Regions from separate parts of the Homo sapiens genome. Here region 2 is linked to region 1. Evidence: chromatin contacts called from ENCODE Hi-C or POLR2A ChIA-PET data. All regions are on one chromosome and are shown on one strand. The core of a region is the stretch at or near the end of the contact, and the rest is flanking DNA. Distances in the headings are between cores, read along the strand shown. Region 1 holds the start of MIR3945HG (MIR3945 host gene). Region 2 holds the start of HELT (helt bHLH transcription factor).

What was found. Hi-C counts contacts between places; a loop is a spot of excess contacts on that map. ChIA-PET counts read pairs that join two places held with the same protein, here RNA polymerase II (POLR2A). Pooled maps may share reads with other maps.
Region 2: POLR2A ChIA-PET joins it to region 1 with 12 read pairs in activated CD4-positive, alpha-beta T cell. The contact joins the promoter of HELT here to the promoter of MIR3945HG in region 1. A Hi-C loop is called at or near these places in 1 of 50 pooled maps. POLR2A ChIA-PET finds 5 or more read pairs at or near these places in 3 of 52 experiments (Panc1, RWPE1 and activated CD4-positive, alpha-beta T cell).

Annotation. Positions count from the first base shown.
Region 1 is chr4:184,853,798-184,858,396 of GRCh38, reverse strand. MIR3945HG (MIR3945 host gene) reads left to right here and starts at 2,745. Exons shown (of 3, transcript NR_132989.1): 1 at 2,745-2,928.
Region 2 is chr4:185,015,733-185,020,331 of GRCh38, reverse strand. HELT (helt bHLH transcription factor) reads right to left here and starts at 1,842. Exons shown (of 4, transcript NM_001300781.2): 1 at 1,377-1,842; 2 at 841-945; 3 at 489-585; 4 at 1-59. The coding sequence starts at 1,403. RefSeq lists enhancers at 1-138, 853-1,432, 1,433-2,011, 2,012-2,592.

The DNA.
Region 1 (4,599 bases), core at 1,496-3,995:
GGTGACGATGTGGAGTTGTGATCCCGGGTCTTCAGAGGACCAGCTGGGACCTTTGGGACCCCGAGGTGACGATGTGGAGTTGTGATCCCGGGTCTTCAGAGGACCAGCTGGGACCTTTGGGACCCCGAGGTGACGATGTGGAGTTGTGATCCCGGGTCTTCAGAGGACCAGCTGGGACCTTTGGGAGATGCAGAGCTGCTGCGGCGCTCTTCACATGCACTTGATCTGCTGTGTCCACTAAATCTACCCCACTTCTAACACCCCAGTCCTGGACTCCGTGGGTGCAAAACGTGAGTCTCTGCACCCCTCTTCACATCCCTGGGGGGCTTGAGAATAAGCCAGCAGCCCTGAGCTGGGCTCCTTGGCCTGGCCATGACTGCCAATGAGGGGCCTTGAGTCTGTGTCCTCAGCCCCCAGCCTGTCCCCATTTTGGGGACTTGAACAGACCCACAGTGTCAGTTCCTCCCATAAAAAGATTTCAGGGGACAGCAGCACTTCCTCTTGGCCCCCAGGCACTTGAAGGCCGCCTGCACCCCCCATTCCTAGGCCTTGCCAGCCTGAGGGCAAGCTCCTTACATGACCTGCAGCTTCAGAAACTAGGCCCTCCTCCTTACTTCCCATCACCCATTTTGTCAAAGAACCTAGAATATTTTGTTATCCGAGAAGCCTGGCTTTCGACAAACCGTAGGATTGCTAGTATCTCTTTATGGAGTGGACTTGAACTGTTTATTGCAACTGTGACATGTGGCAAATCATTTTACTGTTCTGAGGCTTTACTTCCTTCTAGTTAGAATGAGCATTAGGCCGGGCATGGTGGCTCACGCTTGTAATCCCAGCACTTTGGGAGGCCAAGGCAGGTGAATCACGAGGTCAGGAGTTCAAGACCAGACTGGCCAAGATGGTGAAACCCCGTCTCTACTAAAAATTCAAAAATTAGCTGGATGTGGTGGCGGGCACCTGTAATCCCAGCTACTCGGGAGGCTGAGGCAGAGAATTGCTTGAACCCGGGAGGCAGAGGTTGCAGTGAGACAAGATCGTGCCACTGCACTCCAGCCTGGGTGACAGAGCAAGACTCCATCTCAAAAAAAAAAGAAAAAAAAAAGAGCATTAAATATATGACATCTTTAAAACTGTGTGGATTTAGAACTGAGGTATCTTCTTTGTTACCTGAGGAGGGAAACATGCTTATGGGGCTAATGTCATTTTAATTTTGGGGTAGGTCTGTCTGTCTTCTGTGGGGTGGGGGAGAGTGAAAATTTTCTCTGCTGTAGGTGAAGACCTCTAGGCTTTATTTTCAACTCATATGCCTCATGCTATTGTTCGAGAATCATCTTTTCTATTCATATAAGCTATATCATACTGATCTTTTTTTTAACCTTATTTATTATTTTTTATTTTTGAGATGGAGTCTCCCCCTGTCACCCAGGCTGGAGTATAGTGGTGCAATCTCAGTTCACTGCAACCTCTGCCTCCAGGGTTCAAGTGATTCCCCTGCCTCAGCCTCCAGAGTAGCTGGGATTACAGGCGCGCACCACCACACCTGGATAATTTTTGTATTTTTAGTAGAGACGGGGTTTCACCATGTTGTCCAGGCTGGTCTCGAACTCGTGACCTCGGGTGATCCGCCCGACTCAGCCTCCCAAAGTGCTGGGATTACAGACATGAGCCACTGCACTCAGCCCCCCTTTTTTTTTTTAACTTTAAAATCCACTTGTGACACTTTTGTAAAATACCATCAACCTTGTGTATTAAGCTACTGTTGTGACAGCCATGATAATTTCCCTCTGAAAATGGTTTGGAGACATGAAATAATAAAAATAACCTTTAAAATGCATTATCACTCTGATTCTATTAGGAAAAACGGAAGTCACTGGATTTAAACTATGTCAATGCCCTGTACTTTCTGTCTGTCAGTAGGTGCTGTAACTGTTGGCTAAATGATTATTTTTCATGCTTCCTTTCTCATTTCTGCTTTTTTAGATATTTAAAATGTCCTTGTTTCTTGGTGAGCAGAATTATTTCCTACCTCATGACCATGAGTCATGACCTTATACTCTTCTTTCAGTACAGGAGAAAGCTTCATTAATTTACTAATGCATTCATTCCACAAGTAAACTTCTGCAATCCTCGTTTATTCATATACTTTGACAAAAACAAAGAGACCCACAAGCTTTTTGAGTCTTCACAACCCAAAACATGTATTTGAAACTGAAAATTCAATCATTCCATGTTTATAGGCATATTGCTTGATAGAAACATATAAATCATTACCTGAATTTTTTTTTTTTTTTTTTTTTTTTGAGACGGAGTCTCACTCTGTCACCCAGGCTGGAGTGCAGTGGTGCAGTCTCAGCTCACTACAACCTCTGCCTCCCGGGTTCAAGCTATTCTCCTGCCTCAGTCTCCTGAGTAGCTGGGATTACAGGCGCCCACCACCACACCCGGCTAATTTTTTTTTTTTAATTTTTAATCGAGACGGAGTTTTACCATGTTGGCCACGCTGGTCTCGAACTCCTGACCTCTGGTGATCCACCCGCCTTGGCCTCCCAAAGTGCTGGGATTACAGGCATGAGCCACCGCGCCCAGCCTGGATTTTTTTTAATCCAACCCAGTTCCATATTTTCCTCTAGAGAGACTGACTCACCAAGCCTATCTCCTTTTCCTGGAAACACAATCAAATTAACTTTCCAGTCACCGCTGTGTCTAGGTGTGGCCATATGAGTAGTTCTCACCAGTGGAATGTAGTGAAAACGAGATGCTGTCTCTTAGGGACTAAGGAAGCTATCTTTCCTCTTCCGACATTTGCTGACTGGTCGATGCTAGATGATCTTGAGACCCTGTGCTGAGGACTGGAGAACTACAGGAAAGGAGCAGTATCTCTGAATTATCGTGTGGAAGGTCACTTGTCTAGCCCCTGATGACTGTGAGGTAAGTCGTTAGGGATCTGGGGTTGTCTGATACAGCAGTTAGCAGGTCCTGACTGACATATCCCTCTTATTCTTTAAGTTGAACAAATTAGAGACTGGAGTGTTTTGGGTAGCCTTGCTATATGGCATGGTCGAAGACGGTGCTTCGCAGGTGATTTACAACCCTCCTACCATTTACTCTGTCTTCATTTCAAGCAGTATAACCTATAATTTCCTAATCTTCAGCAGAATAGGAAAAGGGGCTCAAAGCCACAAACACACACGCTTCCTTTCAATGTACCTTTGTTGCTCAGCCACAGTGGCGAGTTCACGCGCCTGGCAAGACCTCTCCCTATTTGGGCATTTTGTGAATACAGAAGAATGGGCGCCCTGGTGTGACCCAACATCAGAATCCAAAACATGGCATCTTTACCTAGCCCTTTTCGCTTCTTTTAGATCATTCAATAAACATAATCTGTTTTCTTTCAAAATAACATGGTTATCTAATTCCCTTCATTAGCAGCTAGCAAAAGAGGCCCTGGGCTTCCCGTGAGCTAATTCACTGGGTCCCTGAGGTCGTTGCGGGCTTTCCCTCTCACTCTTGCAACAGACACAATCTCACTTCTTTAATGTAAAGTATGGTTTTTCTGTCGAAATGTGCTTCCTGTTTTCTTTATCGTAACTTACAGGCATGATTGCCTGGGTCTTCTCTCATTATTCCCAGTCCACTGCCTCTTCATATTTAGTGGTACTTCTGTCTTACTGGTCCCTGGAAATTTATCTCAGATCATTTCCTTTTGGGTCTATCTCTTCTTTAAGAGAAATAATTTTAAAGTCAAAGCTCCATAATACAGAGATCTGTTCTCTTTCCCACCATCTGTTTTCTGAACCTCCCCTCCTGGTTCAAGCCTCTGTAGGATAATTTGAACACAAACCATTGACTGCCAACTGAAATCGAACAAGATAATGTCCAATTTGCCCTTTTTTCTCTCTGATTTGTCCCAATGTTTACATTTCTCCATCAATCAATGAACAAATCACTTTGGTACAGTGTGCCAGTAGCTTTGAGAGGAGCACAGAAGCAATACAAGCAAGCTCACCAGTAACTTATGAGGCTCGCTTACCCAAAGCCATTCAAGAATAAGACAGTAGATAACACCAGCCACCTGGTGTATATAGAAAGTGCATTCAGAGGGCCGGGCACGGTGGCTCACGCCTGTAATCCCAGCACTTTGGGAGGCCGAGGCGGGCAGATCACGAGGTCAGGAGATCGAGACCATCCTGGCTAACACGGTGAAACCCCGTCTCTACTAAAAATGCAAAAAATTAGCTGGGCGTGGTGGTGGGCGCCTGTAGTCCCAGCTACTCGGGAGGCTGAGGCAGGAGAATGGCATGAACCCGGGAGGCGGAGCTTGCAGTGAGCCGAGATCGCGCCACTGCACTCCAGGCTGGGCGACAGAGCGAGACTCTGTCTCAAAAAAAAAAAAAAGAAAAAAGAAAGTGCATTCAGAATTGGGGAGGGGAGAGATCAATGTGTGTTAGAGCCAAGGAAACATTTAGTAAAGATGGAATTTAGCCCTTAAGGACTGTCAGGCCAGAGCAATAGGAAGTACAAACATTTCATATGTAGAGAATAACACGAACAAGGCACAAGAGCAGAAATATGAGTAACAGCCTCAGTGGGTCCTATTCG
Region 2 (4,599 bases), core at 593-3,092, 160 kb before region 1:
CTTCATGCACTCGTGGTAGCCATAGTGGAAGTAGTTGGCAAACTCCGCTAGAAGTTCTGCTGGAGGAACGAGAAAGCCCGTAGGACGGACACACCCTGAGTGCCCCTTCCCCACGCGAGCCCAAAGCGGGTGCAGGGCACCTCCCACCACATTTTCTGGCCAAAGTTCCCATTTGAGGCCCGCCCTCTCCTCTGCGCAGTCTTAGAGACTGGCGAGGCACGCGCAAACGCCCTCTTTCCCTGAGAGCCTGACCCCACCCACCCCACCCGGGAGAAGGAGGTGGAACCAGCCTCCCTGGGAACCAGTTCTCCCTCGCCGCCTTGCTGTCGCCGAGCAGGGAGAGGCGCCTTCGCAGGACCCCTGCCCTCCTGGAGAGTGGAGCTCTAGTAGAGCTCTCGGGAACACTCAGTCACTCCCCTCCCAGCCCCAGGGTCTCTGGGTGGCGCAGGCGCCTGGCCCAGGCGTCCCATTCCCTAACCTGTGCCCACCTTTTTCCCTTCCCCGGGGAAAATCAGCGGAGTGCAGTGCTCTCAGGTACTGAACGGTCATCTCGAGGATCTCCGCCTTCTCCAGCTTCCCGGAACTCTGCAAAAGGAGGAAGGGCCCCTCGCAGCGGCCCAGCGCCTGCTGGTCGGGCACTGTGGCGCTGGAGAGGACCAGCGAGCGGACGCGGCTGCGGATCTGCGCCAGAGCCTCCTGAGGTTCGCCCTGCGCTCAGGCCCCCCGCCTGGGAGGGGCCCGCAAGTGAGGTCCTCTGTGTCCGCGGGCTCGGGCGTCTCCGCAGAGTGGCCGCAGAGGCCTCCCAACGCCTGGCACCCGGCTCCGGGTCGCCAACGTTACCTGCTTCGCCAAGGCCATGGGCACTGTCTTGCCCAGCTCGTTCAAGCAGCGGTTGATCCTGTCCCTCCTCCGCTTTTCTATCACTTTATGAGAAACGGGGGTTCTCTGCGAAGAGAGGGTTGTATGTTTAGGATGGCTTTGCCCGGGAAGTCGTCAAAGGCGCGGCTCTAGCAGCTGGGTGCAAGCCGCCTCTCCAGCCGCGCACACTGCTCAGATTCGCTCTAGGAAGGGACTCCTGGCCCGCCACGCTCGGGCCAGGTGAGCTCTGCCTTCTGACGCCCGCGCTGGCGCGCTCCCCTTCCAGCCACCCTACCCAGGCCTTTGGGGAGGTGGCCGCCAGCCTCCAGGCAGGACTTCTACCTGGTTGAGCACCCTCCTCTCTCTACCCCACCCCCTTCCCAAACCACTCGAGATTCCTCCACACTCAAAGTCCCGTGCGGGCACTTCCCTGCCATCGGTCCACCCAAGTGGCGGGTCGGTGAGTCAGATGCCTCCACCACCAGGGCGCAAGTGCCATTTGGGCTCAGCCGACTCACTTTGCGTTCCTTGAGCTTGTCTGACATCCTGGTCAGTACGCGCCCTCGGGAGAGGCGGTGGCGCGGGGCACCCGTCCACTTTTCCGCCTCGTGTGCCTCCTCGAGTGTCCCAGGTAGACTGCAGCCTCCCAACTCCGAGGGCTGCCTTATAAAGCGGTCATCTAGGGCTCCAGATGCATTCACGAGTTGAATTATTCCATAGGATTAGGGGAGCTGCGTTTGGAGGATGTATGCATTCAAGATCAGTTTTAAAGAAGTTAAGAAAAAAAAAAAATTAGCAGCCGAGGGGGGCGAGCTGGGGGCAGATCAGCTTTGTTAATCCACGTGGCCCTTCAAAGGACACGTGATCGGCCCAGGAATAACATTTGCATGGCAACAGCTCGGGCGGGAAAAGGAGGCGGTAAACTGGGGCCGGCGGGCGAGCAAGCGCCTGCAGCAGTCGCGGGCGCGGAGCGCAGGGGCGCAGCGGCCGCGGGCACCGGGGGGCGAGGACCCTCACAAAACAGTGTCGCCTCTTTTAGTCCCACCGCTGAGTCTCACATGATCGCCTGTTTACAAATCCCAGCAAGCCCGCCGTCCCAGCGCCGAGTGCGTTTTAAAGCCTGTCCAGAGTCATTAAAGTAATTAAGTAAGCCTTTAATAGGCTGTTCCGCCGGGTTCAAGGGAGAGCTCTTGGAGACGGAGGCGCCCCGTTTGTTCCCAGGCTTTTCTCACACGACTTGGTGACACGTCCTTCTCCCCCCTTTTTGTTTACACCGCTTTATTTGTCCGGACATCCCGGCAGGTGTGGGGCTGCGGCTGGCACACGAGGCTCCCGCCTCGCCTCGCCTCGCCCCTCCCGCCGCTGTTTGGCACGCGACGCTCCCCCCTACTCCCTGACCACGTCGCTGGCTTTCTTTTCTCCCCACCCCTCCTGCTCCCTCTTCGCGGGGGGAAGAGGCTCAATTTGTAGCCTATTATCCTATACGAAAATGTCCATTGAAAAGTATGAATAGTTTCATTGGGCTAAATTTTAATAATGCCAGAGGGTGGGGGAGGAGAGACTGGCGGGCGTGTGTGTGTGTTTGTGTGTGAAGGGGCGGGTGGGAGGATTGGGGGGCAACACGGAGAAGAGTGGGCCGAGAAGAAAAGGGGGAATGCAGCTGGCCCAGGCAAGCATTATGCAACGTCACCTGCGAGAGGGGGCGCCTACAGACCCCTATTCATTTGCCTAATTTTGGTCAATTTAACAAACTTCAGGAGAAATTATTGTGGCTTTGTCAGGGAGGGTGAAGCCTTCTGATCGAATTAACAGCATGTTTTGATCCGGTAAATGTCATTAGAAAGGGAGAAACAATCGCGCTTAGAGGGCTCTGAGTAATGCGCCCAAGTGGAGACGCCAAAGCGCACGGCTCACAAAGGGAGCAAGTAGCTGCCACAGGGAACTTTTGTACCCGCCCATCGCCCAAGTTTTGACACAAAAAGGCATTATTTCATACTTGAATACGTTTAATCCAACGATTGTCTATTTTCTGCAAACATATTTTCACAGCATTGTTAACTTTTTATGTCTCCCTTTCGCTGGCGTCTTTTCTTAACGTTTGGGGGCGGGAGAGCGCAGACACTTTGGGCATCAATATTTGTCACTGAAAAGGGCCCTGTGAAGTTTGGGAAGTTGATCTCTTTTTTATGGTTTTAGAAAGCGAAAATATCGGGGGGAGGAGGAGGGAGGGAAGGCACGAACAGAAACGAGGGAGGAAATTTGCTGGACGGGCCCAAGGGGAAGGAGGGGGGCGGCGGCGGCTGGGAACTCTCTTGGCCGCCTGCGCCTCTGAGGGCAACCTGGCCCCGCGGCCAGAGGCCACCTCCCCCAGGACGGGCCTCGCTCACACTTGCTGCCTCGGATCCTATACTCTGGGGGCTCTGAGCTTGTGGGGTGTGGGTGGGGGGTGAGCTTTCTTGCAGATTGAAACGATAAAAATGATTTTTGTTTTATGGCCCTTTCTAGAGCCACCGAACTCTCACCTCTCTAATCTTTTCCATCTGGGAACAGCTGAGACCGCTTCTCAGATTTTTCTTCTTTTCTGCCTGCCCCTAACCCTGCCTAAATTCTCTCTGTTCTGCAGGGAGATGGCAGGGCCCAGCGCCCCCCTTGGGGTCGTTAGACCTTGGCAGGGGTGGGTAGGCGGCGCTCTTCTAGCTGGTGGGACCTGGGAGCCTCAGGGCGCAGAGCCAGGCCTGGGGTGCCAGGCCTCGGGGAAGCCATCGGCCCACCTGCTGCGGCCTGGGAGATGTGAGGGCTCGGTCTGCACCTCGCACCCCTAGGGTGTCCCTCTCGGTCCTGCCTCTAGTCTCCTCACGATGTTTCCTTTCTGCTTCACGCCAGATTGGACACGATCCGCACCCTCCCAGGTTGCTCTGCCAGCCGCGAGTGCCCTCTCAGGGGTTGTCGATTTCAGGATATTCACTCGCACACAAAGAGATTAAACGCGAACCCTTATCATCCAAATTAACTAACGTGAATGGGTAAAAAGGAGCGCGCACACTTCGCACTCCCACTCCCATTTTTAAGCCAGCGGCCCGGGCGTTGATCCTCTTACTGCCGGTGTTAACCGCCAGCTGCAGGCACCTTCCACGGACCACATTTCATTCCATGCACACTGTTTAATTTCCCGGGTTTGGTCTCGGCGCTTGGCTCAAGGCTTGCCCAGGGCTAAAAGTACCCGCGTGCAGGTGAGGGGGCAAGGGAAGGCCGGTGAGTGGAGACTTGGGCTCAGGGGCGCAGCCTCGCCCGGTCCTTGCGCGGCTGCAGCACTACCTGCGAAACCTGGAACGCCCTCCGCTTCAGGATAGGGAAGGACGTATTTCCTTTCTCCCTTCTCGGTCCGAAGGCCTGGGTCACACACGCTGCCCCAGAGTGGGGCGCCTCAGGGCTGTCTTCTCTTTGCTTCTCCTCAGGGTGAAGATCAGGAGTTCCCTGATCCTGGCCTAGTTTCCACGCAACATAAGAGCAGAGTAGGGAAGAGCCGAGGTTCGCCGGAGCCAGCCAGCCTGTTCAGATCCCAGCCCTACCGCCCACCAGCTGGGTGAGACTCGAGGCATCGTCCTGAATCTACTGTCCCTCAGTTTCCTCATCTGTAAAATGGAAATAATGTTTCTACTATGTTACCGGGTGGTCACTCCAGTGAAATAAGTAAATACAGACGAGGCACCTAAAAGAAGACTGGATCGTGCAGTTAGTGGT